Regions from separate parts of the Homo sapiens genome. Here region 1 is linked to region 2. The links are chromatin loops, found by intact Hi-C in ENCODE. Cell type or tissue: heart right ventricle. All regions are shown on one strand. Each heading gives the region's core, and the rest is flanking DNA. Links, peaks and the distances in the headings are about the cores only. Region 1 overlaps LHFPL2 (LHFPL tetraspan subfamily member 2). Region 2 overlaps SCAMP1 (secretory carrier membrane protein 1).

Region 1 (2,922 bases), core at 202-2,701, 170 kb before region 2:
TATTGTTCAGCATTTTCTTTCTTTCCACACTGTGCTGTGTTGTCGGGGCACCTGGAGTTCAAGCTTCCTTTCTCCTGGGGCAGGCTGCAATTGGACTGAATTTCACATGTTTTCTAGTTTTAAGGCATTTAGCCAGTTGTTTAAGGAAGGCTGTAATTGCATTCACAGGAGCCTCATTCAATCTTCAGATAAGTGGTGCATGGCACACACTTATTAAGGGCAAAATAACTTCTTAAAAAATTAACTTTCTCTTGCTCATAGAGAACACATTTTCTGAATTAAAAATAACAGACTGGATAGTCTGGGAATTACAAACTTACCAGTAAGCAGTGTTTTTGTATTTGTAAATGACTAACACTTGTATATTAAATAGATACGTAAGAAAAACATGGCTCACAACTTTAAAAACAATCTAAAATCACATTTGTTTTTTTTTTAAAATGGCCAACTGTCCGTTCTTAGAAGATGATTCTACATTCTAGAGAGGTATGTCTAAACAGATACTCTTTCATTTGCTCCTTCTTACAGTGGGCCTTTCAGGGTTCTTCTGCAGTGAAAACTCATAATTACCGACTTAATTACTGACTCTGCATGGATTCATGCTGTAATTCGTAGCATAGTGTGCCGGCTTAAACTGGTGACTGTAAGTCATTTTTGATCTGAATCCTTTTGGTAAGTGGGTGTGCTTAGGTTGTCTTGACTATTTATGCATTTTGTTTGTTTGTTTGTTTGTTTGTTTTTCCCAGCTTGTGCTTAAGTGTATTGTAAAGAAAGGGCAGCATGAGAGGGAACTAAGCTGATGTGTGAAATGTTTACACTATGTTACCAAGCCAAAAAGAGCTGTAGTCAGGGACAGTATGGGTGAAGAGGCCACACTGAATAATAAGAACCCCAATGGTGGTGGTGGTGGGAAGGTGTGAGAGTTTGTGTGTACACCTGTGTGGACAGGTGGCTGGGGGGCCTCTTAGGATAGTCTGACCAGCCATGTTAGGCAAGAACCACTGCTCCTTTTGGTCTGGAAACTAGACTTCTGGTCCTAAGAGGCTTCTGGCTTTCTTAATATCCATATTGGTCAACAAAACTTGAATGTTTTAAAAAATTTTAAAAACTTAATAACTGCCATCCAATTAGATTTCCTCTAGTTTGGGATGTGTATATTTGATTTTTGAAACCTTGATCATGAGACTTTCATTTCTTCTTGTGAAATTTCAGCTTTCTCAGTTCTGGCATGTTTGGCCTGTCCAGATAGTTTTGAATTCTGACCTGGTCGTCTGTCTTGTCAGCCTTCCCTCTGGGCCACAAGTCATTCTTTGATACATGCAGCCCGTCAGCCACTCAGGTTCTTTGAGTCATTAACTGGTGCTGCTCTGTTAGCCTCCCCTTGTCATTCTCCTCCAGTCCTCTTAGTAACCAAGGGTGCGTCAGCCTTTGCAGGCGGCCGGAGGGCAGAGGGTTGGAGTCTGTGCCAAGATACAGAGGAAGCTAATCATACCCGTGACCTCGACCTCATTAACATTGTGCTGGAACCAAAGAGCCAGCATTCCATGGTATTGTTTGACTTTGGATTGTCTCTGCTGATTTACGATCACGAGGTCTATAGTCCTGCCCTCGAAGGGAGGCAGATGTTAGAGCCAGATGAGAATGTGAGACACAATCAGAACTTACTGCCTCCTTTTTTATGTTTTTTAATTTATTATTTATTATTGTTATTATTATTTGAGACGGTGTCTCGCTCTGTCACCCAGGCTGGAGTGCAGTGGTGCCATCTCGGCTCACTGCAAGCCCCGCCTCCCTGGTTACACCATTCTCCTGCCTCAGCCTCCCGAATAGCTGGGACTACAGGCGCCTGCTACCATGCCTGGCTAATTTTTTTGTATTTTTAGTAGAGGTGGGGTTTCACCATGTTAGCCAGGATGGTCTCAATCTCCTGACCTCGTGATCCACCTGCCTCGGCCTCCCAAAATGCTAGGATTACAGGTGTAAGCCACCACGCCCGGCCCTTATTGCCTCCTTTTAACTTCCTAAAAACTGGGCTTTGGGTTGTCAGCTATTCATTGGGTCCTGCTGATGGTGATCTGGCCCCAAGACAAACCAGCACTGACAAGACTTGAGTGAACAGTGTGAGGGAGGAAGGCCTCTGAGAGGCTGGTGCCCGAGTGGGGAGGCTGATGTTCCAGAGTTGTGGGTAGAAGTCCCTACCCCATCAGGAGGGCTTCTCAAGCTTGACTGTGCCCAAGAATTGGCTGGAATCCTGTTAAAATACAGACTCTGATACAGCAGGGCTGGGTAGGGCCTAGGATTCTGTATCTCTAACAAGCTCTCTCCGTGATGCTTCCCCTGCTACTCCCGTGGAGCTCACTTTGAATAGCAAGGCCTCACATTAAACTGGAGCATGAAAGAGACTATGGAATAGGCATCTGGCGGCTGAGAAATGTCAGGGCTGAACCGTGCATGCCAGGAGGGCCTGTGAGGTCTGACTTGAAGTTGGTCACCTGCTACTTAGGGCTGGCCTCTATCAGGATGAGACTGCGAGCCCTCAGCCCTGGCACTTCCATTTGGGCCTTTAATAGCTGTTGGGAGCCACTGTGCAGGGATGCCTTTAATCCTTTAGGGCAGGGAGGTTATGAGCTCTTCCAGTTGAGATATGGTAAAGGTATAGGGGAAGGCTTCCCCCCCTCCCCCCAAGCTAGTTAAAATGATTTCCTCATTACATGTTGGTTATATTCCATAAGTTTAACTAGATTAGGAAGGCTCTAACTTCCTTCCATTAAACCTGCATTTTCCCACATACCCTATAACTTCAAGGTTATGCGATTACAAAGCTTTTAAAAGGTTGCCTATTGTTTCATTTGGAGCATTATTTCTGAAACTTGCCTGACACTCTGCTAAGGTGCTAGCTAGACATATGTGACCAGACCCTAC
Region 2 (2,922 bases), core at 159-2,658:
ATTTTTTTCTAGGAATTCAAAAGTATTACTCTATCTGTGTCCCTTAGAAGAAGGTGACAAGTAACTGGATGACTATTTTAATAGACAATGTGAACCATCCAGAATTGATTCCTAGTCAGCAAAGACGACAGTGCTGAATGGTTCTGAGAGAGAAGTAGCATGCCTATTTGTGACTATAGAAAAATAGTACAGTGGAATTATCAGCTTTCTATCCTAGGTCATAAATAAAGTTACAAAGTGGAAGAGACAAGGGGGAGAGGTGAATGATAACAATATTTTCAAGAAAGTATAGATGATAATCCTTGAACTGGGCAGGTCCACTTATAATATGTGATTTTTTTCCAACCAAACTCACATAGAAAATACAGTATTCATGGGATGTAAAACCCAAGTACACAGAAGGCTTTTTGTATACATGGGTTCTGCAGGGCTGACTCCAAGACTTGAGTATGCATAGATTTGGTATATGGATGTGTGGGTTCTGAAACCAATCCCCTGCATATAGAGGGATAACTGTAAGAGTCACTTTTCACCTAAGAAAACTATCACTTTATATATAATAGGATATCTTCACAAAGCATTTACCATAAAACACCAACTAATGAGACTTAATCACAGTGTTCTCTATCATAGACCCAATTCAGCGCTCCCACAAAAATGAGTATCTGCAGAATATATACTGTAGTAAATAAACAAGATTTGAAACACTTCAGAAAACTTGTTTTTTAAAGAGGTAAAATAACTTTTTTCTAAAATTCTTTCAAAATGCAAAAAATTCACTATTAAAAACTACTTAATGTGAACATGACAGTCTATGAACAAATTTCATGGAAGTGATAATCATTCAAAATCAGGTCCCAAAAGGAATACAAATGATATATCATCTATTAATTACTTCCATATTAAGTTATTCTAGCCATACCAATTAACAGAAGGGAAAAGTTTTGGATTCCCTGATCCATAGTCTCCTGTGATGCATTCATTTACTGTTATTTGACACATTTATAACAACTCCCTGCTTGGCCCAAAACCATTACTCAATTCTTTCTGATAGTTCTAATAGAAAGAGGAGCTTTTGTAAAAACACCATTTGGAAATAATCTGAAAGAAAACAAGAAATCTATTTGTGAAAGATAAGGACTAAACTAGACCCTTCTCCATGCAGATGTATAGGAGACATATATTCTTTCAATATTTGAAATGTGGAGTATAAAACAACACTGTGGGGGAAACAAACAGCACAATCTCATACTGGGCCCTGCAGCACCAATGATGACCCACTTCAGTTATGCAAGACAACAGAAAGCCAACGAAATTACCAAAATCCTATTCACTTCAATTAGGATAAATATATAGGACAGAGCACATTTACCTTAAGAGAAGAACAGCTTAATAAAACCCAACAATTCTAGAGTCAAAACCGTGCACAGATTACGGTTAGAGGGCATTAACTGTTCTTGAAAAGCATGACCCCTAGTGGTTATAAATACTGCTACATACCTGCAAAGGATTTTTTGTCATTAAACTGCCAGTTTTGACCAAGTGTGAAACAGAAAATTAAAAAGGAAAAATTAGGTTTTTAAAATTGGATCTTAATTTCTATTACAGCAAGAGAAATGCCTGCTATTAAAATATGAAAGCTGGTGCAAATTATATTTTAGCTTATAGTATCCCTATCGTACTTCATAAAATCATACAGAAAATCATCTCATCTAAACTCCTTATTTCACAGATAAAGAATCTGAGACCCAGAGAAGTTTAGGAACTTGTGAACACATATAAACAGAAGTTCTGGTAACTTCTTTAACTATGAGGTAAAAACAACAACAACAACAAAATATTAGAGTATGCTGCATGATATCCATATCAATACTTTTATTCGAGAAAGTCATATTTCTTTTCAATGCCTGGCATATGAGCACCATTCTATAACTTTTCCTTTGTGTGGTGGATCCTGAAAAACTGTATACCTGGAAAATGGAAAGGAAAAAAACTGCTGGTCAAAGTATTCAGAGTGTGCACAGAGTAGTTCATTATAGAACAGCTACAGAATAAACACTTCCTCCACACCCTGGCTCTATTGATCATCTGTGCCACACATTCCTCAACCACTGCCAGTGATGGTTAAAGTTCCCTTTATACTTCACCCACAGCAGAGTCTTAATTGTTGTGAGTATTCTCCCCAAAGCCCTCTTCTGACTCCATACACTTTCTAGGCTTCATTTACTTCAACAAGTCAATACTTTCCAGTCTAGAAATCCAGCCTAAAGTTCTTCCCTTGCTCCTAACTCATATATACAAAAGCCTACTCAATATTTATATTTTAATGCCCCACCAGTTAATTTAAACTCCCCAAATTCAAGGTCAACGTGGAAAACATCTTGATCCCCAAACCATTTTTCTTGTACTCTCTTCTTGAATGGTCCATCATCTAAAAACCTGGGTGTCATCCTTGAGTCTTATCTTGTCCCCTACTTCCAGGCCCAGTTGGATTAATCCTTACCTGCTCGTTTTCTCTTGACTACATTTTCTTCACATTTCCTCAGTTCAGGCCACCATCATTACTAATCAGCTTCCTAGCCCGTCTCCTAAGTGTTTCCAAGTACGACTGCTCGGCCCCGCAAATCCCAAATGTATTTCAGAATAAATGCTTCTAAAATTCAAATCTAATCAATTCAATTACTCTCCTCCTTAAAACTCTTCTATGGCTCACTACCACTTTTTGGAGAAGATTTAAACTTCTTAACAAGACCCTGTAGGATAAAACTATACTTACGTGTTCAATTTCATCTTCCAATACCAACAACCTACAATTCTCCTAGCCCCAGCTCACACACCATGTTTTATCTCCCATCCATTCTGAGCTACATTTAATTCCCTGAATTTGCCATGTTATTTCCTACAACTAGATGTGAACGTGGT

What was found. Hi-C counts contacts between places; a loop is a spot of excess contacts. Peaks named below come from ENCODE experiments on the same cell type or tissue, not always from the same donor. Only the 100,000 strongest peaks of a DNase experiment are listed, where the experiment ranks them.
Region 1: it touches region 2 in a loop (2.6-fold over the local background); 36 of 110 quality-filtered maps call a loop at or near these places.

Annotation. Positions count from the first base shown.
Region 1 is chr5:78,637,150-78,640,071 of GRCh38, reverse strand. All of the region lies in intron 1 of LHFPL2 (LHFPL tetraspan subfamily member 2), which reads left to right. Among named protein-coding and RNA genes, the nearest start is that of LHFPL2, 10 kb to the left of the region's middle. In heart right ventricle, for the core only: no CTCF peak of the experiment used is centred there; a DNase peak (open chromatin) is centred at 1,501; H3K4me3 peaks cover 472 bases; H3K27ac peaks cover 2,229 bases.
Region 2 is chr5:78,466,493-78,469,414 of GRCh38, reverse strand. All of the region lies in intron 8 of SCAMP1 (secretory carrier membrane protein 1), which reads right to left. Among named protein-coding and RNA genes, the nearest start is that of SCAMP1, 110 kb to the right of the region's middle. In heart right ventricle, for the core only: a CTCF peak has its summit at 1,481 (motif pointing left); no DNase peak of the experiment used is centred there.